Linked DNA regions of Homo sapiens: regions 2, 3, 4 and 5 are each linked to region 1. The links are chromatin contacts, found by Hi-C or POLR2A ChIA-PET in ENCODE. All regions are on one chromosome and are shown on one strand. Each heading gives the region's core, a stretch centred on a gene start or an enhancer-like site at or near the end of the contact. The rest is flanking DNA. Distances are from core to core; before and after follow the strand shown. Region 1 holds the start of STARD9 (StAR related lipid transfer domain containing 9). Region 2 holds the start of TUBGCP4 (tubulin gamma complex component 4). Region 3 holds the start of TMEM62 (transmembrane protein 62). Region 4 holds the start of CCNDBP1 (cyclin D1 binding protein 1). Region 5 holds the start of UBR1 (ubiquitin protein ligase E3 component n-recognin 1).

Region 1 (5,580 bases), core at 88-2,587:
CTAGACACCATTAAGGAAATAATTGAGAAGAAAGGGTATCTGCCTGAACAGCTTTTCGGTGCATATGCAAGTTCCCTATTCTGGAAAAATAAATGCCACAAAGGACATTTATTAGTAAGGAAGAGAAGCAAGCACCAGGATTTAAGGCAGGAAGGGATACGCTAATATTTTGTGCAAATGCAGTTGGGTTTATGATCAGCACTGCCCTTATCTATATGGCTGCTAACCCTCAAGCCTTGAAGGGAAAAGATAAACACCAGCCACCTGTCTTTTGGTTGTACAAGAAGACCTGGACAATAACCCTTTATCTGAATTGGTTCCATCTATGCTTTGTCCCTGATGTCAGGAAGTACCTTGCCAGTAAGGGACTGCCTTCTATTTTTTTATTTTATTTTTTTTAGACAGGGTTTTGCTCTGTCGCCCAGGCTGAAGTACAGTGGCGCGATCCAGGCTCACTGCAGCCTCCGCCTCCAGGGTTCAAGTAATTCTCCTGCCTCAGCCTCCCGGGTAGCTGGAATTACAGGCGCACGCCAACAGGCCCGGCTAATTTTCGTATTTTGAGTACAGACGGGGTTTCACCAGGTTGGTCAGGCTGAACTCGAACCCCTGACCTCAGGTGATCTCGCTTCAGCCTCCCAAAGTGCTGGGATTACAGACGTGAGCCACTGCACCCGGCCTGCCTCGAAAATTTAACCACAGAATTGACAGTTCAAGCGAACGCAGAGAATAAAAGTATTTAGCAAATTACTTTGCAAACTTTCGGACCAAAAGTTGATTTACTTGACTTTACATAGCACGGACACCTAGTCGAGGAACAAAAACTATTTCTGGGTAAGCGGGGCCAGGAACAACAGACTTAGCACTGAGTCCTCGCGGCCCACTCGGCTCAGGATTGGCTGAAGCTGGGCCGGCACTGCTGGGCCCGGTGCGGCACGCGCATGGGTGGGGGCGTCCCAAGAGGCTGTAGGGCGGAGCGAGGCGGGGCGAGCCCGGGCGTCCTCCCGCCCACCGACTAGCCAAGGCTCGGCGGGCACCACCCAGCTCGGGATGCAGCGCGTGTTTGGGCGGGGGCGACCCGGGAGGCTTCGGATGGAACGAGGCGGAGCGAGCCCTGGCATCCTCCCGCCCACCAGGCTAAGGACTGGCCGAACGTCCACACGGGCCCGCCTGCTCTGGCTGCGGCGCGTGTTTGGGCGGGGGCGAGTCAGGAGGCTTTAAGGAGGATTGAGGGGAGGCGGGGCCGGGAGTTCTCCCGCCCACCGGGCTCAGGATTGGCCGAAGCTAGGCAGGCACCGCCCCGCTCGGGCGGCAGCTCGCGTCCGCGCGGCGGCGTCCCCAGAGGCGCGTGGGGCGGGCGGGGCTGGGTTGGGGCTGTGTCTGGGCTTAGGGCGGGGGCCTGGGATGCTGCCGCTGAGCTGACCCGCTGGACTTGGGTTGTGGCAGACGGATGGCGAACGTGCAGGTCGCCGTGCGGGTCCGGCCGCTCAGCAAGAGGTGAGTCTCCGCGGGAGAGGGCGCCTGAGGCTTCACAGGAGCTGAAAAGAGCGGGAGGTCCGCGTCTCCCCCTGCAGAGATTCTGGCGCGCAGAAATCGGTGACAAAGTGACCCGGGGGGTCGGGGTCCGGAATCCACGGAGGCCTGGCGGGACGGGACCTCAGTCGAGCTTTCGCGTTGTGTCCTGGGGATAGCGGTTCCCGGACGGCCGCGGGAGGGCTGCCCTGGGTGAGCGTCGCTGGCGTCCTGCCAGCAGGAGTTTCGAGGGACGGCGGCTCGAGGCTTGCTGCATCGGGTTGGGCCTTTGAGAAAGGCTGGGAGAGGGATGAGCATTCTCCTCTCTCTTTCTGGGGGCTTGGGAGTACCCATGAGGACTGAGGCTGAATGGTGTGTGTTTCTGGGTGCGCGTGGGCTTCTCTGCGAAGATGTGGAGAAAGCAGAAGGTGAGGGCGTGAGGGGGAAATTGAGGCCGACACAGGTCGCGGTTTCTTTCTATGCTCGACAGCTGATTTAATCCAGGACGGAACTGTTAAGTAGGGGAAGTTGTTCCAACCCCTTCTTTCTCTCAGAGCCCTCAGTGCCCGTTTTCTCGTGGCTTATTTTGATTCCGCACCTCTCATCTCAGCCCTTGAGACATCCAGTGTGCAGCCACGAACTTTTTTCTCTTTGTCACCAGATGAAGTGTTTTTTAAAGATCAATTAGAGTTTGTTGACAGGTGGAGAGAGTTTAAAGAGCCTTCTATGTAGTAAGACCGCCAAGAGCAAAGGACTTAGACTGTAAGGGACTAACTAGAGGTTAAGTTTTGGTGGGGAAAGGGTGGTTGGTGTGGAGGGAAGTGAGTGGTGGAAGGTAAATCTGGCAGAGGGTGCTTTGGGGACCAGGAGGCACATGTTGGAATTATTTGGCAAGTTTAAAAATCTCTGGGACATAAGATAGCTTGATAATTGGGCAGAAGGATCAAGAAAGGTATCGTCTCCCATAATAAAATTGGGTACTAGTGTGGATTATGTTCGTCCTCATATAGAAATGATTGGCTTTGAAAAGTCTTGTAATTGACAGACTAATGAGAAGAGCAATGAGATAGAAAGAAACAAAAAGTTAAAGAGAATAGGAAGAAGGCAAAAGAGGTACACTGAAGAAAGAGGGAAAGCAGATGCCTGACCTGCTGCGTTTTGATTGGTAAATGGCTTGTGACACCTGGCTTCTTCATAACTGGATGTGGTAGCTCAGGGCTGGGGGGGGTTTTATAAGTGCAGATGCTATGCTGGAGGTAGTCTCTGGTATATTCTGTATTTGTGAAACTGTTCTTTTAGGGTTCTCAGGATAACAGTATTGACCACTCCTAACATTCAGTAACTTCTCAGTTCCTTGGACACTAGGAATTTCTTTCTTTTTTCTTTTTTTTTTTGAGATGGAGTCTCGCTCTGTCGCCCAGGCTGGCGTTGAGTGGCGCGATCTCGGCTCACTGCAAGCTCCGCCTCCCGGGTTCACGCCATTCTCCTGCCTCAGCCTCCCCAGCAGCTGGGACTACAGGCACCCGCCACCATGCCCGGCTAATTTTTTGTATTTTTAGTAGAGATGGGGTTTCACTGTGTTAGCCAGGATGGTCTCGATCTCCTGACCTCGTGATCTGCCCGCCTGGGCCTCCCAAAGTGCTAGGATTAGAGGCGTGAGCCACTGCGCCCAGCCGGACACTAGGAATTTATAATAGCATGAATTAGATTAAGAAAATGATGCTGAAATTGGTTTACTTGCAGCCACAGTAGAGAATAACATACCAAACAAAAGTGAAGGGAAAATGAAAGCACAATTTATTTACTTTCAGCTCAAGTTAAGAGCCTTGAGCAGCAAGTGGTAGGATGTCAAGACTGTAGATACCCAGGTGTGAACAGATTGTAGCAGGCTGAAGATTCAGGAGCAGATACAGATAAACCCAGTGTGGCCCCAGCCAAGAGGTCCGGATCACTTCCCTCTTCTCACAGAATCCTGCAGAGATGGCAGCTGTTCTTCAGGGGGTGTTATACTGTCTTCATTGAGGCTTATCTGAATGTGGGGAATCTGGTGATTATGTGGTTTGTTCCAACCTTCAAATAAGTCATTGGCACACACTCAGTTGACAGTCATTGGATCTGATGTTGTGCTTGGGAAGAAATCTTACAGATGATCTGGCCCAAGCTTCTATTTTTTGTTTTTCCAGATGACAGAATGGTTTGGCTTAAGTTCTAAAAGTAGTAAGAGCCAAGATTTGATTCATTAGACCTACTGCTCTTTCTGAGATTACAGAAAAGTTGCATTTGTGTCTCAAGTGCCTATTTATTCAGTAGGACTAGAGTTGACGCTCAATTTTTTTTTTTTTTTTCTTTTGGAGATGGAGTCTCACTCTGTCACCCAGGCTGGAGTGCAATGGCGCGATCTCAGCTCACTGAAACCTCCGCCTCCTGGGTTCAAGCGATTCTCCTGCCCCAGCCTCCTGAGTAACTGGGATTATAGGCGCCTGCCACCATACCTAGCTGATTTTTGTATTTTTAGTAGAGACGGGGTTTCACCATGTTGGCCAGGCTGGTCTCAAACTCCTGACCTCACCTGCCATGGCCTCCCAAAGTGCTGAGATTATAGGCATGAGCCACCACGCCCAGCCTGACCCTCAATAAAATGATACTGCTGTATAGGAAATGGTTTTGATGTCCTCCCCTCTACCTCACAGTTTCCCATAATCAGAAATTGCATATCTCATTATGAAATTGCTGCCCTTTGTCTACTCCAATTAACCATTATGAGAACACATCTGATCTGCCAATACTGTAGGCTCTAGAAGACTATTTGCCCTGTCAAAACTTACTCTTTACCCACTGTATAGCTTTGTTTTTTTTTTTTTTTAAAGTTTTTCCAAGAATATGTAAAATGAGATTTGGAGTTTAATTAAAGTCAGAACAGGGATACATTAAACAAACAGAAGATACTTTTCTGATTATCAGTTTTTGAGACTCAAAGCATCCCCAAAACATTGGAGATCCAGCTTATTCCTGAGAGACATCAATCATCACAAAAGGTTTTCACTCTGAACTATTCACATTTTTGTAGCAGAAAACAGAACAAAGTTCTGCAGACATCCTTCCTTTCTTCTTTCTAAAATGTGTTCACAAACAGGGTCTTTTCATAGTTCAAAAGGAAAACAAACAGGTTTCTTTCTTGGCCAAATGGCTTATTACTCTCACCCTGGGATCTGATTTCTTACTAAGAAAGTTCAGGGCACCAAATCCAACCAGAAATTCCCAGGACACCAATGGCTACTTAACTATGAGGGGATGGATGCTTTAATCTTTCTATGAGGGGAGTCATTCTCCTGGGATTATTATGCCCATCAGTAGTCCCAGGAGAGGTAGGTGGGAAGGAGGGTGAATGCAAAAGCTAAAGGGTCAGAGAAAAGAATGAGGCTTTCATGAACAACCCATAACAAGGCAGAATGGTCGTTTTACAAACCAACCACTACAAACTCCAAACATGCACACCCAAAACTAGAGGGGAAAATAAAGAGCTCCTGGGGGATGAGAGGAGACAAAACATGGTCACATAGAACAGCAGACTCGCCTGTGAACATTTCTCACCTTCTTAACACTGGAAGATGTTTAATTAAAAAGTTGCTGTTCAAAATGGTACTGAAAACATATCTAAAAATAGGTCTGTAGTCATCTTAAAAATAAAAGGTCACTTCTCAGATAAGAGGAGTGACAGATATTCTCAGATACTAACACTTGAGCTGTCTTTGATGTAAATTTGTAAAATGGCCAGGTAGAGAAAAAGGAAGGAAAGGAAGGAGAGAGGAAGACAGTGAGGGAGGTAGGGAGGGAAATTCAGAGTACGATAGGAAAGGCAAGAAAACTGGAAGAACACATTTTTTAAGCCCATGCTTATCTATCCCAGCAGCCAAACAAAGCAGATCCACAAAGGAAAAAAAATGCAGTTCTTTTCTAAGAACATTCTGAAAATCAACTTCAAACTCAAAACATAAGAAACTGCAATCTGAGAACAACTATCACAATGCTCACTGGACTTAAAAATGACTACTGAGACTGGGTACTCAAATG
Region 2 (5,771 bases), core at 1,285-3,784, 800 kb after region 1:
CTTCTGGGGGAAAGCTTAAGGTAACAAATATAGTTTAATTTGAAGATGGAAAACAACCAAAAGGAAGATGTGCCTTCAAGTATAGAAAAGAATTTTTATCTAGAAAATAATGACCTATACTATCATCATTACCAAGAGGAAATAAAATAATTCCAAGTTCCGATAAAAACTAGGGAGCCATTCTCTTGTGGACTTATCAAGAGGTAATATGAATACCAGAGGCTAAACTACATGTCAACAACCACATATTCTGCAATTTCCACTTACTCCTGAAATCCCTTTCCCACTCACTATTCCCAACCCTACTTCCCAACTTGGAATGGCAGTCTATCTTCCCATATGAATCTACTCCTCACCGCTCCTTTGAAAAGGTTTGAGCTTCTCCTTTGGGTTCATCTGCTCCTGTGGTCCCAGGTCTGGGCTTCTTGCCCTCTCTTTCTTGGGTACACCCCTGGGCTGGGGTTCCACTGACTCCTGCCGAACACTTAATAACTCTTGTGATGATTTCGGGGGTGTCATCTTCTCCAAGCGCACTTCCTGCCCCTTCACAGAGACTGTGACCTAGAAACAACCCCCGTTAATTGTCACTGCAAGATCATAATGAGGGGCATTCCCAGAGGAGAGTATTTAATACCCCAAAAGAGATCATCTTTCAGAGCCATGGCCAGGGTTGTAGGGGTGAGGGAGGTTAACGCGAACAAGGGTCTTATTCCATTGCCATTAGCTTAAAGCAGTTGAAACTCCAGAAGGAAACGATCAAAATAGTAAACCCACCTTCAGGCTGAAAAAAAAAAATCCCCTTTCTTCCCTATTAAGAAACTATAGGAAAAACTCATTATGACAGGGTAGGTGAAGGTACACCCAGGAAGCATCTCCAGACAAGCACTATCTGAAAAAGTTACCTATACCAGACCAGAAGTATAAGCCTCACCAAGGGAGACTGTGTCCCTCTTTAAGCCTGTCTATATCTTAATTTAGCCCTCCACCCAGTATCACACTTTTGAATTTGAATTCCCCCTCCCTTCTCACCGAAGATCTAGGTCTTCCAGGCTCTCTTTCTAAATCTTCCACGAGAGTCACTGCCTCCTCTCCATTTTCTGGACATTGTTCCTGTACCCAATTCTGGATCTCCCCAGGTAAGACGGTCAGGAACTGCTCTAGCACCAACAGTTCTACAATCTGCTCCTTGGTGCGCACCTCCGGCCTTAGCCACCGACAGCAAAGTTCCCAGAGTTGGCTGAAAGCCTCCCGCGGCCCAGCCACCTCCTGGTAATGGAATCTCCTGAAACGCTGTCGGAAGGTCTCAGAGTTAGTGCCATTCTCTCTTAGAGCTGATTTGGCCATCATTAATAGCAGAATGCAGCTTCCCTTCGCTTAGGAGTCTGGGTTCCAGGGCTTACATCTATCTTCCCATGTCCTTGGAGAATCCCCTGCAGATGACTGTAAGAGGTGTTTCTTCCTAGGGCAGAGAAAGATGGCACTATCAGAAGGAATACATTCATATGTCTAAAGTCTTGCCAGAGCTGGCCTGCCTTTCCATGTGCTCCGAGTGGCCTTCTAAGGTAGCACAATCTTCAGTAAATAGACTTTGCAAAAACTGCTTTTCTGGTTGACTTCCAGGGCAGCCCCAGGAAGCAGCAGAGAATAAAAGTACTGTCTGCCCCTCTCCCACCTCCTCCAAATCCGATCCCATTTAACTTCCCTGGCCAATGTTGCACAGTGAGTCCGAACCATATAGGAGAGCTGGAGTTCGAGAGGATCTAAAGACAAGTCACCATCCTGCTTGAAGGCAACAAAAAGCCTCTGTCCAGCTGGTCGCAGCTGATCTCCCCCAGTATCTCCGCAGTCCTTCCCGAGGCCTTCTGCGTCCGCCCCGCCCCCTCGGGCTGCACAACTCCCAAAGCCCACCCCAGGCAAAAATCACGTCCAGAATCTCGGGTCTTTGTTTTCCCCGCGTAGTAGTAGCCGCTCAGCAAGGATTAGGGAGCTACCTGTCGGAAAACCTCGCGCAAGGAGAGAAGCTGGTTTTGGCTCCAAAGCGAGGACCATGGGGGCTTGGGGAGAGTCACATTGGGCAGGAGAGACGGAATCCGAGGAGCAGTAGTAACGGGCTTCCTGAGGACGGGCTCGGGTGTCGGCCAGAGGCTCCAGGTGCTGCCGGTTCGCGGACGCAGAGCTCTCAGCCCAAGGAGCAGCGGCTGCGGGATTCTGGCCTCTTTTGTCTCCGCTCCCTCCGGCCGGGTAACCCGGAGCCGTCGTGCGGTCCCTCCAGAGGCCTCTGACCCGGCTAAGGCGCCCTGAGGGCGCCCTCCAGCCCACCCCTGGGAGCGTCTCCCTCTCGAGCTGCCCCTCAACCCCCTCGCATCCTTGCCTCCGGGCCAGCCTCACCCACTCGGGGTCCGACCCTGACCCCGGCCCCGGCCCCGGCCCCGGCCCCGGCTCTCCAGCCTCCCAAGTACAGCTCCCAAACCGGAAGTCCGAGCGGGCGGCTCGGGGCACCGAGGGCGCATGCGCGAGGGCAGCGACCGCGACTCAGTCTCCGCAGAGCCCGGGCGGGAGTAGCTGGTGGACCCCGTTGAGCTGCCGAACTTCCGGGACTCCCCCGCGACCCCTTCCCAGCTTCCCGTCCGCTCCGCCGCAGCGATTGTCTCGGTGGGTTGATTCGGCACAAACCGCCCGACCCAGGGGCCGGTGCGCGTGTGGAAGGGGAAGCACTCCCCTCGTGGTCGCCTGGAGGTGCGCTGGAGGAGGGGGTGACATAACCAGGGACTCGAGGTCCGCCGTGGGAATGATCCACGAACTGCTCTTGGCTCTGAGCGGGTACCCTGGGTCCATTTTCACCTGGAACAAGCGGAGTGGCCTGCAGGTACTGTCCGGCGCAGAGCGCGGGAACCAGGGAGCGCAGGAGGGGGGACCTGAGCCAGCGCCTGGGGGAGTAGGCTGAGGGACCTAGCGAGCGGGGCTTCCAGGGCTGGGGGCGTATCCCTGGACAGGTGACTGGAGGGCAGCCCCTTAGGGTCAAGGCTGATGCGACACCTAGAGAGGCCGGGCCTAGGCTAGAAAACGGAGGGCAGACCTCGAAGAGCCCCACCTGTGGCGGGGCGAGGAAAGGGCCTGAGGTCCAGGTGTCTGACAGTTGCTGGGGAATGATATAGAAGTGTGGGAGGCACTTTCTCCTATTTATTTTCACACGTGCATTGTTTGAGTTTTGAAGTACTGGGCCAAATACACAGCTCCCAAACACATGGTAAGCGCTCAGTAAAGTTTGTTGAAGGAAATAAATGAAATCGAGAGCGTGTGGTGTTTCCCTCATTACTCCTTTACCAGAAAATTTCTGCACTAGGTAAAGCACTTGGTAGGGGGCCTTTGTGTAACCAGGAATGTATGATGTTCCGTATGCATTATCTTATTTAATCCTCACAACCACCTTATCCATTTTACAGATTAAGCTAGGTTTAGAATAGTTAAATAACTATCGGGGTCATAGCTAGTAATTAACAGAGCTTAGTTTTGAAGCCAGGTCTGTCTGGCTTCAGTATTTGAACTACTTTTACCTGCTTCTGCTTCCAGTAATGTTATCTAATGCTCTCAATAATTTAGTCCACTTAGGTATTGTTTCTACCAGTTAACAAATGAGCAAACTGAAGCTCAGAAAACTTTATGCTGGCCAGTCCTAGTAGTGGCAAGACTGAAATCTAGGTCCGTCTGATCACCAAGACATGCCGATTCTTAGGAGACTGTGGAAGAGCAGAAAAAGTACATTCTTAGTCTATAAAACCTATAAATCAAACAGTTTCCTTTCGTTATTATTTATGAACATGTATTTGGAGTTTGGGAGTTTAGGTGAATTTTTGAAAAAAACAGGTGAAGATTTGTGTGGTGGAGTTTGAATTGTTATCTTTCACCTGTAGGTCTTTGAAGACTAATTCGATGTTTCACTTTTCTCCATAGATCTTAGTACAATGCCAGGCATATAGGAGGACAGTATTTAGGAAGTATGTGGGTGCCTGATGGTCCAAAATAAGAAGAGATAACACAGTACAGGAAAGATAGCTAGGGAGGGGGTGGGGGAGACAACCACAAGTAATTCATCTTTTCCCTTCCTTTCTTTCTTATGAAAAATTCTCAATCATGTATTTTCTACCATTTCATCCTCAAGGTCTCAGCTTTAAAGTCACTTTGTCAGAAAAACTTTCTCTGAGCACATCTTTAAGCATCCTCCCCTGATGCCATTATTCTCCATCAACTTGTTTATTTCCCTTGTAGGATTTGTCACAATTCATAATGTATTGTTGTTACCTGTTTTTAGCCTTTCTCCCGCATAGATTGCCCCTGGGAGCGAAGACCAGTGGTCTTCTTCATTCATCTACCCAGAGCACCTAGCACAGTTTCTGCCACATAGCAGGTGTTTAGGTATTGATGGAAGAAAAGAAGACAAAGATGGCAAATATTACATAATTTCTGCAGAGCAGTGTCTTTTACATTTGAGTAAAGGGAAAAGTTGTCATGAGTGCCAAGTGTTAATGAAAATTATTTTATTATATTGAATATGTATATACATAAGCTAGGTATAAACTCAAGCATAATACTCTTAAACAACTATAAAATCAAATATTTTTATAAATTAAAAGTAAACAAAACTACCAAATCAATAAGTTCAAATGACCATTATTCTAATGCAGGATTTCTCAGCCTGTTCCTATAACTGTGTTATATAGAATGGTATCAGTAACTTCGAGTTATTATTTGCTGTTTCAGAATAATTAGATATTGAACTTTTCGAAAACTCTGCCAACAAGAAACGCTCAAATGCCAATTTTAATAGTAGTATCACTTGATAACTGGTAGAGCTGTCTTGTTAATAATATAAAATTGCTTATGTGTATTGAGCACTAGCTATGTGGTTGGGATATGTGCTTTACACATGTATTAACTTATTTAATCCTCACAATTATTTTCTTCAGTTTATAGGTATGAAAACAGGCACAGACAGGTATAGTAACTTGCCTAAGCTTTCAAGCAAGTAAGAGGCAACTCAGGGATTCAAACCCAGGCAGTTGGGCTCCAGAGACCAGGTTCTTTTTTTTTTTTTTTTTTTCCGAGATGGAGTCTCGCTCTGTCGCCCAGGCTGGAGTGCAGTGGTGCAATCTCGGCTCACTGCAAGCTCCACCTCCTGGGTTCACGCCATTCTCCTGCCTCAGCCTCCCGAGCAGCTGGGACTACAGGCGCCTGCCGCCACACCCGGCTAATTTTTTTGTAGTTTTTTTAGTAAAGATGGGGTTTCACCGTGTTAGCCAGGATGGTCTCGATCTCCTGACCTCGTGATCCGCCCACCTCGGCCTCCCAAAGTGCTGGGATTACAGGCGTGAGCCACTGCGCCCGGCAAGAGACCAGGTTCTTAAGCACCGTGTTGTGCAACCTCTTAAGTTACTAACTTGAAGATGTGATTAGCATTGTGTCATTAAAATCTACATTAATTGGATTCCTAATCAATTTTCTATGGACTTGGTAACAGAAAAATTCTTCTTCGCCTATTTGTTACCACATTTACTGTCATATAAAATGGCATCCACATATAATCCATATTATATATCCATCCATATAATATGCTAAGTTCCTTTGGAGCAGTAATTGTATCTGATTTTGTTCACTCTTTTATCTCAAAGTATTAGCACAGTACCTGGGATATAGTAATGGAAATGTAAAATGGTACAGCCATTGTGGAAAATGGTATGGCAGTTCTTCAAAAAATTAAATAAAGGCCAGGCACA
Region 3 (5,734 bases), core at 1,408-3,907, 560 kb after region 1:
AACATATATATATATATATATATATACACACACACACACGTGTATACATTTACTCAGAACAGGCAGAAGCGGATAAGATGGCAGCAGCAAGCAGCTGATCAGGGTGGGAGAACCAGTGGTAGTGGAGGCAGTAGTGGGGCTGGCGGTGGTTCCAGGTGCGGCACAGGCAGTGGCCATAGCAGCTTGTTGGATAAGTGGAAGACAGATGATAAGCCTGTAAAAATTGACAAGTGGGATGGATTAGCTGTGAAAAACTCTTTGGATGATTCTGCCAAAAAGTTACTTCTGGAAAAATACAAATATGTGGAGAATTTTGGTCTCATTGATGGTCGCCTTACCATCTGTACAATCTCCTGTTTCTTTGCCATAGTGGCTTTGATTTGGGATTATATGCACCCCTTTCCATAGTCCAAACCCATTTTGGCTTTGTGCGTCATATCCTATTTTATGATGATGGGGATTTTGACCATTTATACCTCATATAAGGAGAGGAGCATCTTTCTTGTGGCCCACAGGAAAGATCCTATAGGAATGGATCCTGATGATATTTGGCAACTGTCCTCCAGTCTTAAAAGGTTTGATGACAAATACACCTCTAAGCTGACCTTCATCAGTGGGAGAACAAAGCAGCAGCGGGAAGCCGAATTCACCAAGTCCATTGCTAAGTTTTTTGACCACAGTGGGACACTGGTCATGGATGCACATGAGCCTGAAATATCCAAGCTCCATGACAGTCTCGCCGTAGAAAGAAAAATAAGGCCGGGTGCGGTAGTTCACGCCTATAATCCCAGCACTTTGGGAGGCCGAGGCGGGCAGATCACAAGGTCAGGAGATCAAGACCATCCTGGCTAACACGGTGAAACCCCGTCTCTACTAAAAAATACAAAAAATTATCCAGGTATGGTGGCACGTGCCTATAGTCCCAGCTACTGGGGAGGCTGAGGCAGGAGAATGGCCTGAACCTGGGAGGTGGAGCTTGCAGTGAGTCGAGATCGTGCCACTGCGCTCCAGCCTGGGCGACAGAGCGAGACTCCGTCTCAAAAAAAAAAAAAAAAAAAAAGAAAAATAAAATAGCCAATTCTAAAAGTAGCCCTCTTTCTGTTGGATCTTGCTGAATTACTGGTTTGTGGGGTGGGGGAGATAAAAAGAATTTAAAATGGATAAAGTAAAAAAAGTTTAAAAATCCCTGTTTTGTCCTGAAATTTTAGTCTGTTCTGGATAAATAGGATTTTCTGAGAGAGATATGAGAAGTTGTAGCTCTGATGTCTAGCTGTAGTCTCCTGGGTCTGCTGATTGCATTATTTTAATTTGCTTTTCTGGGAAAGCAGTTTTGCTAAAAGCTGTACAGACTTTCCTTTGTACCTAGTAGTACTTTATATAGTATAGCTTTGGGCTATGTAGCATTTTAAGACTCAATTAATAAAAAATTAATCTGTTGCTGACTCTGTTAATTCCTATTTCCACATGTATTTCCTTGAAGAATTCAGGATACGACTTCTTGTGTATGACAGTTTTCCTTCACACACTATTTTTGTGGGTGTGTATATATCTGATTTGGGGAGAATTTAAAAAACACATAGCTTTTTAATTTGTTTGAAACAGACCTTTTGCCTGTTACATTTTGTGCTCTTAACCAATTAAAGAAGCCAATGACATGTTAGTTTTATATTGTGTTTTCCACTAGTATATCCCTGTTGATTTGTTTGTGCCTTTTATTAACTGCCATTTTCTAAAATTTTTTTCAATAAAGGGAAGACGTGAAAAAAATTACTCAGAACAGCAATATATAATAAACAATTAAAAAATCAACAATAAGGGAGTTGTTAGATAAATTAAGGTAGGGCTGAATCTAATTCTCCTGGGTCTGGCCCATAGGAAGTATTTAATACTTATTAAATGAATGGTATACTACCGTGTTGCAATATTATTTACTCAGGTGCATGTGAAATCAGTTTAAGGGAAAAATAACTTTCACAAAACATAGGAATTACATCTATAGAAAACCTATGCTGCCGGGCGCGGTGGCTCAGCCTGTAGTCCCAGCACTTTGGGAGGCGGAGGCGGGAGGATCGCTTGAACCTAGGAGTTCCGAGGCCAGCCCGGGCAACACAGACAGATCCCAGTCTCTACAAAAACTATATTTAAAAAATTAGCTGGGCGTGGTGGTGCGAGCCTGTAATTCCAGCTACTTAAGGTCAGGGAGGTCGAGGCTGCAGTGAGCCATGATCGCGCCACTGCATTCCTGCCTGGGGGATAGAGACCCTGTCTGAGAAGTGAAGGAAAGGGGAATGGTAGAGGGAAGGGGAAGAGAAAGAAAAGAAAACCTATGGAGGTACGTTAATAATCAGAAGGGGCCAGAGGAAGCCACCTGACACATTTGTGAGACAATTTAAAAGGCGTTCTCATACATTCTCACTTTGATACAACAACCCTGCAAAGTGCGCACGGAAGGTGTTATTAACTCCGTTTTACAGGTAAGGAGATCGACCCACTGAGGTCAGGAGTGACTGACCAAGGCGGAGCCAGGACTCTAGCCCCCGCCTCCCGGCCACTGGTCCCGGTCTCCTTCCCCGCCACCACTCGGCCACCGTCATTGGTGTTCAGAGTTTCGGTTCTCTTTTCTGTGATCGTATTACTTATGCAAAACGAGCCCAGTCACTTGCGCGGCCAGAGAGGGGCAGGTGCTGGGCGGCGGCTGACGGGCGCAGCACCCTAGGCCCAGTGTCTGGCTCCAGCCCCGCATCCGGCGCCGGCCCCGCATCCAGCTCTGGCCCTGCGACAATAGAGTCCGGAAGTGCAGGCAAAGCGGCTCCCGGGAGCGCCGCGCGGTCCTGCGCGGGATCAGCGAGGGCCGCGCCCCGGCGGGCGGGCGGCATGGCTGCAGTGCTGGCTCTCAGGGTGGTCGCGGGGTTGGCGGCCGCAGCGCTGGTGGCCATGCTCTTGGAGCACTACGGCCTGGCGGGCCAGCCCTCGCCGCTGCCGCGCCCCGCGCCCCCCAGGAGGCCGCACCCTGCGCCAGGGCCCGGAGACAGCAACATCTTCTGGGGCCTGCAGGTGACGCGGCGGGAAGCCGGGCCGGGAGGCAGGTGCAGATCGGGCACCGTGCGGTGGGACCCTTGCGGGTGTTGGGCCCCACGCTCCAGGCTGGGGACCTCAGTCAGATTGTAACTCGAGGCTCTGTCTAGTGCTGGCCCTGTCCTTACCTGGGGGGTTCGTTATGCATTGCCTCTTTGCCTTTTCCTTCTGCCCGAGAGAGCCGCTGAGCCGCCCCTCCCCATGCTGCCTCTTCCTGGCTCAGATCTCTCTGTTCAATACCTGTTTTCGGCAGATATCCGACATTCACCTGAGCAGGTTTCGAGATCCAGGCAGAGCGGTAGACTTAGAGAAATTCTGTTCTGAAACTATTGACATCATTCAACCAGCTCTCGTCCTAGCAACAGGTAGGGAGGCTTGCCGTGCTGTGGTGGTGGTCTGTGGTCCGCATGGTAGAACTCTAGCCAGGGCTGTGGCTTTTCATTTTGGGGACGTTGGGAGCAGTATAGCCACAGCCCCAGGTGAGCTCTGTGAGGTGGAAGAGATTGGACATTCTAACCCCTTTGCCTATGGATAACTGAATGAGTCAAGATCCAGGCAAAATGATTTGACGTAGCAAGGTTTTGTCAAAGCAGTAGAAGCAAGGCTCCTGGTTCTCATGTCAGTCTGTTGTCTGATATATTTGTATCTGGTTTTTGTTCTTGTTGTTGTTACAGTTCTGGTTGTGAGAATTAGGGAAAAGCCTGTAACCACGAATCAGAAGTTCTCTTCTTTTGCTAACTTTTCTATTTTCTTTACATTATTAATCTTATATTTTCAGTTGTTTGAGGCTTCCGGTGACCCAGGGCACTTTTTCTTCATCCTTTGATAGTTTTATGACTTAAGTTTTCTAGACTCTTCAAACACTTTATTTGCTTTCAAACTGTAATGGGGAGAAGAAGCTAAAGGAGCATCTATCTATCTTGCTTACTGGGGAATTCATCACTCATCCACCTTATTGAAGCATCTCTGCTGACATGAAAGGGTATCAGTTCTGATTTAATGGATGAGCCTCCATAAAAAGTTTTCTGTTTAGTTCTCTATAAATTTTGGTATTTTGTTGTCCAATTCCACCTGCCACATTGCTTCTTGCTGTAAAAATAATACTTGGTCAAATCACATATTCTGATTTTGTGGTTTGGAAAATATGGTTGCCATAGATATTAGGCAGCCACTCAGAGTACTGGAATTTCTTATAAATCATTTTCATTTTATCAGAGTCTATTGATGCATTTTGTACTGTTCTCTTTAAAGATTTTTTTAACAACCCATTTCGAATATCACAGGAGATTGAACAGGCATTTGCTAACCTATAAGAAACAAAGTCCTTGCTGAGAAAATCTTGTTAGTTTAGATGGCTCGATTTGGACATTGGTGGTCTCGTGAGCAGTTATGCTTATACACGTTGAGTGCTTTAAGTATCCTTGTTCCTTCAGTGTACATATCTAAAAAAAATGGAACCCCCAGTAGTTTATTTTGCATTGTGATTCAATTCTTGTGTAAACCTACAGGAGACCTGACAGATGCCAAAACAAAGGAACAGTTGGGATCCAGGCAGCATGAGGTAGAATGGCAAACCTACCAGGGTATTCTGAAGAAGACAAGAGTCATGGAAAAAACCAAGTGGCTGGATATCAAAGGAAATCATGGTAAGAGCCAAGAGCCAGATACAATAAAGACAAGAGTTTTTTTCCCCCTTCAGGAACCTAGATTTTCCAACTTAGATTGTAAAATTATAAAGTGGGACATTTACATATACTAAAGGTCACATCTCTGAAATACAACTATATAATGTGGTTTTAAAACTTCAAATGTCATTGTTAGCCTTTGAGATGACAATTGGTATGGTCCTTTTTTTGTGACATATGCTGCTTCTTTTTTTATTATTATTATTATACTTTAAGTTCTGGGATACATGTGCAGAATGTGCAGGTTTGTTACATAGGTATATATGTGCCATGGTGGTTTGCTGCACCCATCAACCTGTCATCTACATTAGGTATTTCTCCTAATGCTATCCCTCCCCCTGCCCCCATCCCCCAGTCCTTTTTTCTGTACATGGAAAAAATATGAGTTTTAGCAAAACTCATGCAGACAGATGTTTTAATAAATATACATTTTGCTAAGTGAAAGAAGGCAAACCCGTAAGTCTGCATACTGTATGATTTCATTTATATGACATTCAGGAAAGGCAAAACAATAGACAGAGAACAGATTGTAGTTACCAGAGGATAGGGATTGGGAGAGAGATTAACTGCAAACAAGCATCATGGAGAATTTTTGGTGGTGATGGAACTAGTCTGTATTTTGATTGTGGTGGTAGACTTCAGGTTCACTATATATTTGTCAAAATCCATAGAACTGTAAGTCACAAAGGATGAATTTTACTGTGTGCAAATTTTAAAAACTTAGCTTTTATTTTTTCTTTTTAAAATTTACTAGTATTATTATTATTATTTTGTGAGACAGAGTCTCACTCTATCACCCAGGCTGGAGTGCAGTAGTGCAATCTCAGCTCACTGCAACCTTCGTCTCCCGAGTTCAAGCGATTCCCCTGCCTCAACCTCCTGAGTAGCTGGGATTACAGACAGGTACCACCCTGCCCAGTTAATTTTTTTTTTTTTTTGGTATTTTTAGAAGAGGTGGGGTTTCACCACATTGG
Region 4 (5,413 bases), core at 1,415-3,914, 610 kb after region 1:
CCACTGCACCCAGCCTCATTGCAGTTTTCTATTATGTTGATGGAGGCTGTCTCTAAGGAGCTCTCTCATACCAAATGAATCCTGAGCCTTACCAAAAGGCAGGGTTTTTTCCTTTGTAAATGTTTACATTCATATTCTAATAAATAGTACACTAATAATGGATTTTATGTATCATCCAGACCCATGAATCCCAAATCTATATCTCTGATCTAGACCTCTTCTCTGCACTTCAAGTGCCTCTATATCCAATGGCCACAGATGTCTAACAGGCATCTCAACTTCATGTGATGTCTCTCTGATAGGAACATTATTTCCACCCCAAACCTGTTCCTCTCTGTTTTTCCAGTTTTAATAAATGACTCCACCATTCACCTGATTTCTCCAAGATGTATCCTCAATTATTCCCTTTCCTTCATACCCTGTATCTATTTCACCAGCAAGCTCTACCTTATTTGATCTGCTTCCAATGCATATCTTGAATCCATCCACTTCTCTCCATTTCTGTTTTCCTAATCTAAGTTGTAATTATTTCTTGCCTGGGTCTTCTCCCTGATATTCTTGCCTCCTTACTCTCAGCTTAATACAGAGCATCCAGTGTGCTCTTTTAAAAACTTTACAATCAGCTCACTTACTTTTCAGCTTGAAATGCTTTGAAGCAGAGCAGTGATCTGGGTCCTGCCGACTGCCCCAATTTCCACCTGGCTCATGCTCTGCATGCACTTCCTTAAAGAGGCCAAGACCTCTCCCACCTCTGGGCTTTTCATTTGTTCCTTCTGCCTAGAATGCACTTCCCTCCGCTGATTCATTCTTGTCCTTCTGGCCTCTGAGAGCCTTTCTCCCAGTTACCTTCTCATGACCCAGTTCTTTCCTTCATTGAACTAATCACGATCTGTAATTATATTTTTTGGTTTTTTTTTTTGTCTGTCTTCTCCCTGTTAGAATGTAAGCTCTATGACGGACCTTTTCTAACTTGTTTGCCATTGTGTCCCCAACTTGGAGCCTAGCTCATGCCTGCTACATAATGGGTGCTCAATAAATATTTGTTAAATGAATGAATCATACAGCAGCTCAACTTGGATTATAATTTAGATACTCTAATTTATATTCCAGTACTTATCATGCTACCTCAAACAAAAATGGAGGTAAGAAAAAAAATACTGATAGCCAAGTCCTCCCCTCACTCCACCAAAAAAGAGGGGTTGTTGTATGTGTGTGTATACATTTACTCAGTTCAATTCCAGCTTAACACCATTGGGTATTAACTGTGTATATGATACTGTACTACAAGTTGGGACTTCAGCATAAATTAAATGATACCTGCCTCTAAGATGAATAAAAGGACATGGGCAAATACACAACTAGCCACAAGTCAGCTGTTGTGTTATAAGCAACTGTGCTTGAAGTAAATTAGCTAACGCCAAGACAGATAGCAGCATAGTCTTAGGATCCACTAATAATGCATTATTAAGACCAAACTCTTCCAAGGACTTGGGAGTAAGCTATGGTTCTGTTCTTTTCCAGCTGGCGTTTTTTAACATCCCCTTGATGGCTTACATGTGTTGGAGCTTGCTGCAGCGGTGCTTTGGTCACAACTTCAGGTCTCATCTCCATCAAAGAAAATACTTGAAAATTATGCCTGTTCACCTACTTATGCTACTGCTGTACATCTGGCAGGTTTATTCCTGCTACTTTCTTTATGCAACATACGGCACCCTAGCTTTTTTATTCTCCCCTTTGCGGACCTGGTTGACACTGCTGACACCTGTTCTCATTCGTTATGTGTGGACACTGAACTCCACCAAGTTTGGAATCTTCATGGTGCAGTTAAAAAGCCACCTGAGCTCCTGAAGGCCATGTCTCACCACTGGCAGCTGGGCAGAAGCCCAGCCTCTGTGTCTGTAGCCCAGGCCTCTACCCCAGTAGCAGGTGGAGGGCCAGGATTGGTGGGTGAGCTTTAGGGAGCAGCTGCTCGTTTGGAGTCCTGGACGTTGGAGGGATTACCCACTACTGATACCTGCAGAATGGACTGCAGAAAAGTCTCAAAAATAATGCCTTTATTCCTTCCCTCCCTAAGGAGGCAAAGAGTTGATTTACCTTTGTGAAGAGAAAACCCTTATCTAGGACATCCACAGGGTAGAGGTTGGGTGTGTGTACGGGAGTGTCTGAGGCCCAGTGTGTTTTTTAGGGTTACCCCATGTAAAGCACTTACCGCTGTGCTTGGAATTCAGCAGCTGTCAAAGGTGCAATTTCAGGGGCAGGGAACCTTTGAGGATCTGGGCCCGACCCTCACTACCCCTGAGATATTAGTTCCCAGGCCTGTTTTCCCACAGGATTGTGGGCTCTCTGCTTCCTTAGTCGGAAGTGTTTTCAACTAATCAAATAAATGAATGAATGATGAATAAGAAAGACGGTGAGCCTGAGGCTTGCTTGTGTAGCCTGGCCTAAGGGGCAAGAGAAGGCGTGGCCTGTCCTGGCCTCTGAGAGTGGGATGGTTGGTGCTGTACCTCAGGGGACAGGGCGGGGCGGGAGGAGGCGGGGCCAGGCCTGGTCTCTGATAACGGGATGGGTGGTGCTGGACCTCGGGCGGGGCCGGGCCTCGTGGCGGGAGGAGGCAGGGCAGGGCCTCTGGGACGGGGCTGGACGGCTTGTTGACGGAAACGAGCCCTTGACGCTGTGGCCCGGAAGTGGAGCGGCTGTCGCAGTGCGGCTCCGGCAGTGGCAGCGGAGGCCTGTGTTTGCGGCCTTCGGCAAGCGACTGAGATGGCGAGCGCAACTGCACCTGCAGCCGCAGTCCCCACCCTGGCTTCGCCTTTGGAGCAGCTCCGGCACTTGGCGGAGGAGCTGCGGTTGCTCCTGCCTCGAGTGCGGGGTGAGCTGACGGAGTTAGAACGGGCGACGGCAGGGGCGGGCTCGGGGTCGGGGAGAGGCCGGGCTCGGGGTCGGGGAGAGGCCGGGCTCGGGGTCGCGGAGAGGGCGGGCTGGGGCGGCGGCGGGGAGCCGGGCTTGGGCGAGGGAGGTGGCTCCGCTTACCTCAGCTTTTCCATTCGCCACCGTTCGGCCCCCACACGCCACACCCACAAGTCGGCGAAGCCCAGGAGACCACCGAGGAGTTTAATCGAGAGATGTTCTGGAGAAGACTCAGTGAGTGCGCCTCCTTCCGGGCTCCCCTTGCCTCAGTTCCTCCAGCGTCCCGACCCCTTTTCCTCCCGCTGTCCCCCACGGAGGGGACTGCTCTCCCCCGCTGCATCCTTTCTGTGAGGTACCTTACCCACCTCAGCACCTGAGAGGGTGAAATAGAATTCTAACCTCGACATTCGGGAAGTGTTTTTGAGAAGTCTCGGTCGGTAAGGGAAGTCTTCCAAGTCCGTGCAGCACTAACGTATTGGCACCTGCCTCCTCTTCGGCCACCCCCCAGATGAGGCAGCTGTGACTGTGTCAAGGGAAGCCACGACTCTGACCATAGTCTTCTCTCAGCTTCCACTGCCGTCTCCACAGGTGGGCTTCACTTTCGTGGAATCCTTGGGCTGCCGAGTTACACCTTAGGAATCCTCTAATTTTCTTTCCACCTTTTGCACGCACGCCAGGAGATTTCTTTTCTTCATCTGTCCAGTGAGGTTACCGTTTTTACTTCACAGGATTGTTGTGAAGACCGAATTGCCAAGTGCAGTTCCTGGCGCGGAGTAGGCAGGTCTTATAAATATTGGTTCAGTCTGAAGTTTATCCTGGTTGTTTCCCTTCTGATAATTTTTTAAGCACTTTTTATTTGCTGGGTGTTTTCACATACTTGATGGCCATCTGACAGATGAGCAAGGAGGCTCAGAAGCTCAGCTTAAGATTTAAAAAAAAGCAGGGGGGCTAGAATTTAAATCAAGGTCTATCTGATGTCTAAGCTACCTATTCTGTTATACTGCATAATACCCTTTTTATATTATTTTTTATATTTAATCAGTAACATATGTAGATAGTACAAAATTCAACAGATATCAAAGTGTGTTAAGTTTACCTTTCCACCCACTTTCTCATTTTTGTCTCCCCCAGTTCCTTTTGCATTATTCCACGTATATTCTGTGCATATATACATTCATATACATTTATCTGTATGTGTCAGCTTCTTTTTACACAAATGATACATAAACACTGTTCTGGACCTTCCAACTTAGAATTACTGCAAACAGTGTCGTGATGAATTACCTAATTCTGTGTATGTGTGTATATTGGTAGAAAAAATTCCCGGAAGTAGAATTGCTAGAACAAAGATTTATGCATTTTAAATATTCCTTTATTATAAAACTAATGAAAGTAAACATGTTGGCTATGACCACGTATGCTCTATGCTCAGTTTTTCTAGAGTTGTGTATGCTTAATATAGGAGTAAGATTCTTTTAAAATGGCATATTCATTGCCTTATTTGATTTTCATAGTCAATTGTTTTAATTTTTCAGTCTACATATATAGGTGTTTGGAAAGGATATAAATATCTTCTGCTGCATGTACCTACAGTGATAAACTCTCTCCTCCTACATACCTTTGAGATTTTTTTTTTTTTTTTGAGACAGAGTCTCTCTCTGTCACTCAGGCTGGAGTGCAGTGGCACAGTCTGGGCTCACTGCATCCTCTGCCTACCGGGTTCAAGCAGTTCTCCTGCCTCAGCCTCTCGAGTAGCTGGGATTACAGGCACCTGTCACCACGCCTGGCTAATTTTTGTATTTTTAGTTGAGACGGGGTTTCACCATGTTGGGCAGGCTAGTCTCGAACTCCTGACCTCAAGTGATCCGCCTGCCTTGGCCTCCCACAGTGTTGGGATTACAGGTGTGAGCCACCGTGCCTGGCCTACCTTTGAGATTTGTGATGAGGAAACAAGAGATGAATTGTATGAGAGCACTTCAAAAGATTCATGGAAAATACTTATTTCAAAAAGAGTAGTTAATATTACCTTATTTTTCTTATCTGCTAACCCCTTTCTTTCAAATGCACTTAGGACTTGCTGCTAAAACTCACTGCAAGTAAGATACCACAAGGAGGCAGCATAGAACTGATTTTCTATACATGCTCAGGACAGTAGTTTCACTCATAGATGAAAAGTTAGAATTTGGATTTATTTGAAATATATACAAATATTCAAGTATATACATATATTCAAATAAATACATATATGTATATATGTGTGTATATACACACATACATACACATGAATCATCATTGCCTTCTTGAGATCTCACCACTTTAGTCCTACTAAAAGATGGGTGGTTGTTGGTTTTTTTTTGTTGTTGTTGTTGTTTTTTAAATTCCAATCTGTATGGAATGATACTTTAATAAAATTATGTGCTCGGATGTTGAATAAATGTCAAATTGCCATAAAAGTTTCTAAACACTCTCAGTCACTGCTTATCTCATCCCTGACTGGTCACAAACA
Region 5 (6,300 bases), core at 2,136-4,635, 530 kb after region 1:
CCTCATTATCATGGACCCAATAAACCACCCTCTCAAAATAATACCCCATGCCATCACACTACTCTCACCTCCTACGTGCTTGCCTATTGTTTCCACGTTCTTACCTCATTCTTCCATTTTCCACCCGTTTCAATCATTCCTGTTCTCTCTTTCTCATCATCTCTGTCTCACTCTCTTTTCCTCTGTGTGTGTGTATATATATGCACACATTTTCCTCCTCAAAGATCTTATCCGGGCTGGGCGTAGTGGCTCACGCCTGTAATCCCACCACTTTGGGAGGCCAAGGCAGATGGATCACTTGAGGTCAGGAGTTCGAGACCAGCCTGGCCATATGGCAAAACCCTGTCTCTACTAAAAATACAAAAATCAGCCAGGTGTGGTGGAACACACCTGTAATTCCAGCTACTTGGGAGGCTGAGGCACAAGAATTGCTTGAACCTGGGAGGTGGAAGTTATAGTGAGCCAAGATGGCACCACTATACCACAGCCTGGGTGATGGAGTAGGACTCTGTCTTAAATAAATTAAATTAAATTAAACCCTGTCTCTACAAAATATGCAAAAAATTAACTCGGCATGGTGGCACATGCCTATATTCCCAGCTACTCAGGAGGTTGAGGTGGGAAGATCATCTGAGCCCAAGAGATTGAGGCTGCAATGAGTTGTTTGTGCCACTGCACTCCAACCTGGGTGACAAAGCGAAACCCTGTCTCAAAACAAAAAGGATGTTATCCATTCCCACAACCTCAACTATAAATTTACTGATAACTTCCAAATACCTAGCTAAGTGTTACTCAAAGTGTGGCCCATACACCACTATTACAGAATCAGCAGGACATGCTTGTGAAAATGCAGATTCTTGGACCTCACCTCAGACCTACAGTATCAGTTCCCCTGGTAATTCTTAAGCAATGGCTTTTATCAATGTCCACTAATTCATACGTATTATTTTATTTGAATTGCATGTGAGATAATGTTAGGAATACTACAGCCTTCACGCTTACTAATAGCAATATGAATGAAAAAGGATCTGCAGACTAAGAAGGAAGTTTAAGGAAATCAGAGACTATAACCAGGGATTAGACTCTAATGGAAATTGTACGATTGCTTAAACCTCTATAAATGTCCCATACTATTTAACTTTGTCTAAAGATAAACAATAAGGAGTAGGGGGAACAACTGAGCTTGTATTGCTTAACAGCAAAGTAGTAAACTTGGAAGCCAGTGTCATACCATGGCTAGAATAAAATTAAAAACAGTAATAGCTTTTAAAAGAGAAAAAGAGAAAGAGAGAGGTAGAATGATCTGTAGGGTCTTCAGTAGACAGAGAGATCCAAGCCAAAAAAGGGGTTATAAAGCTTAACAGTCACAGGACTTCATTTACTGACATTACTCTACCTTGAATTAAAATTATTTGGGCCCTTATATTACCTGTGTCACCAGACTGTGAGTTCCTTGAGGCTATATTACACAATCTACCTACTACTTTGCAAAACCCAAAGCCCTGCCCAACAAAATCTAATAATATTTCCTGAGGTAAAGAGTTGCCACATAAATTCTAGCTCAATTCCTGTATCATTATCTCCAATTCCAAATTAGTGACGTCCAGAATGATGGGGTTTTATTGTATTATCTGGAAAAAATTAATGTATCAAAGCTTTAAATAAATATTAGTCTTCAGATACAAAACTATAACAATTCTTCTGACCACAGCAGTTTCCCCACTCCTTCTAACAAGCAAAACTCACAAACTACCATTAAAATGTTTCAGTTGCTTTTAAATTTGTCCTACCTCCTCATTCCTTATCATCTCAAATAAGATGCTTCCTCCTTCAGGAACAGTAGTGAAGTGAATTTGAACTGCTATTTGGGGTGGAGGAAAACGGCAAGCACTGACATAGTCAGTGGCCAAATCCTTTTTCCAACTCCCTCCCTACCTTGTTCCTACCTCCTAGACAGTCTCTTCAGTCCCTGGAGTTGACTCATGCCGTAGCTCCCTCTGTAGTTCCCTCTGTTCTCGCATAAAACAATGTTCAATTGTATGCAGGGTTAAAAAAAAAAACAAAAAACCTTCAAGAATGCTTTTAATCTGTAATCCCAGCACTTTGGGATGCCGAGGCAGGTGGATCACCTGAGGTCAGGAGTTCGAGATCAGCCTGGCCAACATGGTGAAACCCCGTCTCTAATAAAAATAAAAATAAAAAAAATTAGGCAAGCATGGTGGCAGGCACCTGTAATCCCAGCTACTCAAGAGGCTGAGGCAGGAGAATTCCTGAACTCGGGAATTTGCAGTTCAATTCCTGAACTCGGAAGGTTGCAGTGAGCCGAGATTACACCACTGCACTTCAGCCTGGGCAACAAGAGCAAAACTCTGCCTCAAAAAATAAATAAAATAAAATAATGTTTTTATTAAACTACAAGCCAAAGAAACTTCAGAAAAAATGTGTATATCCCAAATCTCTAAATGCTGCTATTTAGAAAGACAAACTAATAAAACATCATGCGGTGACAGATATTTGAATATTTTCTACATATCTCCACACTAGATGCCCTGGGCATCCAGAACATTCCCTAACATTGCCCCCTACTCTTATCTTCCTCGGCAGCTTTCTCCCTGTAGCTAGTGACTCAAATTTGTTCACTATCTGTGCCTTCCCATTCTTTCAAAATGCAAGAGCAAAGTATAGATTCCGACATCAATTAATGGTATTGCTCTGGCTTGAAATGTTTGGGAGTCCTTTCTTCACCTTTAAAAAGTAGCGACAGATGATGGGTTTCTCCACTGAGGGTTAGGCCTGGGGTTCCCAAGATGCTATACGCAAGGACAATTACTACACCTCACATCTAGACATGACTTGACAGTAGCAGCACTACCTACCAATATCAGGTCCCGGCCAGCAGGCTATGCAATAAAATACCAGGTGCTGCGTTCCCATCATCAAGAGTAAAGGGTTAGTACTGCTTCTATACGAAAATGGCTCTTGCTCCAACCCCGCCTCGGCCCCCACATCAAACCGTCTAATAACATCACTGGTTCTTTCTACTTCAGAATAGAGACATGCACACTTGAGATCATCAAGAATAATACATAACAAAGTCATTATATTCCGTAGACTTGGCTGGCAGAAATGTGGGTTGCGACTAACTTTTTATTCGGTGGCTTCCTTCCAGATCAATCCAGATAACTCCCCCTCCCCAGAGCCGCCATAAGGGGTGAAGCCCCACATCCTCCTAAGCGCAGTAGGGAGGGACCGGGGGGAGGACAAAAGAGACTTGCCTATAGGGACTTACAGATGCCAGACGCTGAGGGGTCTGGGGTAACTCCGCGCTGATTTCCATCCTCTCAGTACCTCCAGCCTCCTCGTCCGCCATCTTGAGGGAAACTGACGCCTGCAGTTGCCGACCCCCGGCCAGAGGCAAGCGGAAACCTGTGGCCGGTCGGAGAGACAGGGACGACACTTTTACGACGGCCCCTGAAGTCGGGTTTGACGCAGACTCGAGGAGTGGCTTCCGGCCCGCTTCCCGGAAGCAAGCGTCACGACGTGAAGGGACTGGAGATTTTTTTTTTCCCCTCTAATTTATCAGGCGTAGCTCTTGGTAGCTGAATGGTTGTATATCTGGGTTTGGTGCTGGGAACTGTTGCATCTACGAGGTAAAAAAAACAAAGTCAGCGTCCATTATGAAAGGAAGAAAACTTGTCGGGGGCTAAAGCAAGAACCTGTCCTAGCTGGCCGGTTGTTGGCCTGGGGATGTTTTGTATCCCAACCTCCCTGCAGTAGTTCCCCAGAGCCTACAAAATGAAAAAGAAAGTACTCACACATCTTCTATTTTTAGGATTCTACCCCGTGGGCACTTGCACATGTGTACAAAAAAAGCTCGGGATCCAGCTTTATTGGGGGACACGGGGGGAAATAACAAAAAATTGGAAACCTAGTCATTCATCGATAGAGGAAAGACAAGATATACTATGGTACATTCGCATTTTGAAATACTGTGCAGCTCTTGAGCAAGATAAATCTGCGTGAAAAGATCAAGATAAATTGAGAGAAAAAAAAGCCAAGTTGCTGCAAACTATATATTTGCACACATAGGCATTTAAATGTGAAGGAGTAAGTCTGAAAGGGGAAAGGGCAAAGTAGTAACTCTGAGGGCCAGGATTCGGATTGGAGGAAGAAGGTGGTCAAGAGCTACTTTACCTTCATTTGTATTTTAAATTTTTTACAAAACAAATAATTTTAAAGTATATTTTTAACAAAGGGAAGAAAATAAAGCTCCAAACAATGTGAAAAGTAGAGGAGGCTTTCCAAATGCTGTGGTCCACCTTGATTTATAGAACTTTCCTGCCTAAACAATGTTTCTGCTCAAATGAACTACTTCCTGGGTGCTAAAATACTGTTTTTCCAGCCTTTTTTGCCCAACAACCACAATAAATACATTTTACATCTTATCACGGTACACCTATACAAAATTAAATGGGTATATATAGAATATGTATATATATACTGAAACTTAAATTTTCTGAAACAATACTTCCAATATGTCATATTTTCTATTCAATTGCAATATGTTTATGCATTTAAGCCAAAATACTGGTTGTAGTTATTAAAGTGATACTATAACCCACAATAGGTATTGTCCCACATTTTGATAAAAATTGCCCTAAAAGTTACCTTGTCCCTTCCTGTCTCTATGCTTTTACTTCTGTAGTTCTCTTATGCTACCCCACGCTCTTCTCTTTTTCTTCTTTCATTCCTAGATAAATGAAATAGACTAGAACGTTCAGAAATAGGTCGGGGCAGTGGCTCACGCCTGTAATCCCAGCACTTTGGGAGGCCAAGGTGAGTGGATCACCTGAGGTCAGGAGTTCGAGACCAGCCTGGACAACACAGTGAAACCCCATGTCTATTAAAGATACAAAAATTAGCTGGGTGTGGTGGCAGGTGCCTGTAATCCCAGCTACTCAGGAGGCTGAGGCAGGAAAATTGCTTGAACCCAGGAGGTAGAGTTTGCAGTGAGCCAAGATCATGCCACTGGCACTCCAGCCTGGGCTACAAGAGCAAAACTCTGTCTCAAAAAAAAAAAAAAAGAAAAAGAAAAAACAGAAAATAAAAAGAAATAATAGCCACTTATCAACATCTTAATGTAATCAAAGCACTAGTATATTAATAACACTAGCTATATATTAATAACAATCCTTTAGGTAGATGTTACTACTTCTATTTTACTGTCATGAGAAACTGAGAAAACTGAAGTTTAGAGAAGTTACATAATTTGGTTAGGGACATGCAGCTTCCAAGTGACACAGCAGATATTCAGCCAGCACAATGGCTCACCCCTGTAATGTTAGCACTTTGGGAGGCCAAGGCGGGAGGATTACTTGAGCCCAGGAGTTTGAGATGGGCAACATAGCAAGACTCCCACCTCTACCAAAAAATAATAATAAATAAAATCCAGTTCAAATGACTCACAAGGCCCTATTCTTATCCATTTCACTTTATTACTTTATACCAAATTCAAGTATTTTACACATGAAAGATAACAGCATTTCAAGTGAGAAGGAAATTATGAACTGCTTATTTATTTATTTTTTCAGATGGAGTTTCGCTCTTGTTACCCAGGCTGGAGTGCAGTGGCGTGATCTCAGCTCACCACAACCTCCGCCTCCCGGGTTCAAGCAATTCCCCTGCTTCAGCCTCCCAAGTAGCTGGGATTACAGGCATGCACCACAATGCCTGGCTAATTTTGTATTTTTAGTAGACACGATGTCTCTCCATGTTGGTCAGGCTGGTCTCAAACTCCCGACCTCAGGTAATCCGCCCGCCTCGGCCTCCCAAAGTGCTGGGATTATAGGTGTGAGCCACCACGCCCAGCCGGACTGTTTATTAAGTGGTGCAAAAACAGATGGTTATGTAGCAGTTCCTCAAAAAACAAAATTAGACATAGAATTCCCATGTGATCCAGCAATTCCACTTCTGGGTATATATCCAAAAGAAGTGAAAGCAGGGTCTTGAACAGATGTTTGTATACCTGTGTTCATTGAAGCATTATTCAGTATAGTCAAATGGTGGCAGGAACCCAAGTGTCCATCAACAGCTGAGTGGATAAACAAAATGTGGCATATACATGCAATGGAATATTATTCAGCCTTTAAAGGGAAGGAAACTGTGACACATGCCACAGCATGGATGAACCTTACAGACATTAGGCTAAATAAAAGAAGCCAGTCACAAAAAGACAAATACTGTGTAATTTGACTTATAATACATACCTAGAGTAGTCAAATTCATAGACACAGAAAGTAG

What was found. A loop is a pair of places that touch in the nucleus more often than their neighbours do. ChIA-PET counts read pairs that join two places held with the same protein, here RNA polymerase II (POLR2A). Pooled maps may share reads with other maps.
Region 2: a loop to region 1 is called in a pooled map, with 19 times the contacts of the local background. The contact joins the promoter of TUBGCP4 here to the promoter of STARD9 in region 1. A Hi-C loop is called at or near these places in 4 of 50 pooled maps. POLR2A ChIA-PET finds 5 or more read pairs at or near these places in 3 of 52 experiments (activated B cell, activated CD4-positive, alpha-beta T cell and activated T-cell).
Region 3: a loop to region 1 is called in a map with no recorded cell type, with 15 times the contacts of the local background. The contact joins the promoter of TMEM62 here to the promoter of STARD9 in region 1. A Hi-C loop is called at or near these places in 1 of 37 single-sample maps with no recorded cell type and 5 of 50 pooled maps. POLR2A ChIA-PET finds 5 or more read pairs at or near these places in 2 of 52 experiments (WTC11 and activated CD4-positive, alpha-beta T cell).
Region 4: a map of naive thymus-derived CD4-positive, alpha-beta T cell shows a loop between it and region 1 (6-fold over the local background). The contact joins the promoter of CCNDBP1 here to the promoter of STARD9 in region 1. A Hi-C loop is called at or near these places in 1 of 168 maps with a recorded cell type or tissue (naive thymus-derived CD4-positive, alpha-beta T cell), 2 of 37 single-sample maps with no recorded cell type and 12 of 50 pooled maps. POLR2A ChIA-PET finds 5 or more read pairs at or near these places in 1 of 52 experiments (activated naive CD4-positive, alpha-beta T cell).
Region 5: a loop to region 1 is called in a map of CD4-positive, alpha-beta T cell, with 6 times the contacts of the local background. The contact joins the promoter of UBR1 here to the promoter of STARD9 in region 1. A Hi-C loop is called at or near these places in 2 of 168 maps with a recorded cell type or tissue (CD4-positive, alpha-beta T cell and CD8-positive, alpha-beta T cell), 1 of 37 single-sample maps with no recorded cell type and 10 of 50 pooled maps. POLR2A ChIA-PET finds 5 or more read pairs at or near these places in 2 of 52 experiments (activated B cell and activated T-cell).

Annotation. Positions count from the first base shown.
Region 1 is chr15:42,574,269-42,579,848 of GRCh38, forward strand. STARD9 (StAR related lipid transfer domain containing 9) reads left to right here and starts at 1,338. Exons shown (of 33, transcript NM_020759.3): 1 at 1,338-1,494. The coding sequence starts at 1,448. It also overlaps the pseudogene EIF4EBP2P2. RefSeq lists silencers at 846-1,475, 3,456-3,515.
Region 2 is chr15:43,368,567-43,374,337 of GRCh38, forward strand. It overlaps TUBGCP4 (tubulin gamma complex component 4), which reads left to right and starts at 2,535. Exons shown (of 18, transcript NM_014444.5): 1 at 2,535-2,866. The coding sequence starts at 2,789. It overlaps ZSCAN29 (zinc finger and SCAN domain containing 29), which reads right to left and starts at 2,477. Exons shown (of 6, transcript NM_001372080.1): 1 at 1,992-2,477; 2 at 1,030-1,459; 3 at 357-561. The coding sequence starts at 1,347. RefSeq lists a silencer at 2,176-2,445 and an enhancer at 2,546-2,665.
Region 3 is chr15:43,130,929-43,136,662 of GRCh38, forward strand. TMEM62 (transmembrane protein 62) reads left to right here and starts at 2,658. Exons shown (of 14, transcript NM_024956.4): 1 at 2,658-3,054; 2 at 3,329-3,440; 3 at 4,584-4,721. The coding sequence starts at 2,875. It also overlaps the pseudogene SPCS2P1. RefSeq lists silencers at 2,446-2,505, 2,726-3,125, 3,316-3,527.
Region 4 is chr15:43,182,739-43,188,151 of GRCh38, forward strand. CCNDBP1 (cyclin D1 binding protein 1) reads left to right here and starts at 2,665. Exons shown (of 11, transcript NM_012142.5): 1 at 2,665-2,869; 2 at 3,082-3,141; 3 at 3,416-3,495. The coding sequence starts at 2,761. It overlaps TMEM62 (transmembrane protein 62), which reads left to right. Exons shown (of 14, transcript NM_024956.4): 14 at 1,522-2,406. The coding sequence ends at 1,848. LOC124903478 (a long non-coding RNA gene) reads right to left here and starts at 3,149. Exons shown (of 2, transcript XR_007064604.1): 1 at 3,031-3,149. RefSeq lists silencers at 2,391-2,690, 2,911-3,000 and an enhancer at 3,171-3,270.
Region 5 is chr15:43,102,653-43,108,952 of GRCh38, forward strand. It overlaps UBR1 (ubiquitin protein ligase E3 component n-recognin 1), which reads right to left and starts at 3,386. Exons shown (of 47, transcript NM_174916.3): 1 at 3,290-3,386. The coding sequence starts at 3,370. RefSeq lists an enhancer at 3,205-3,484.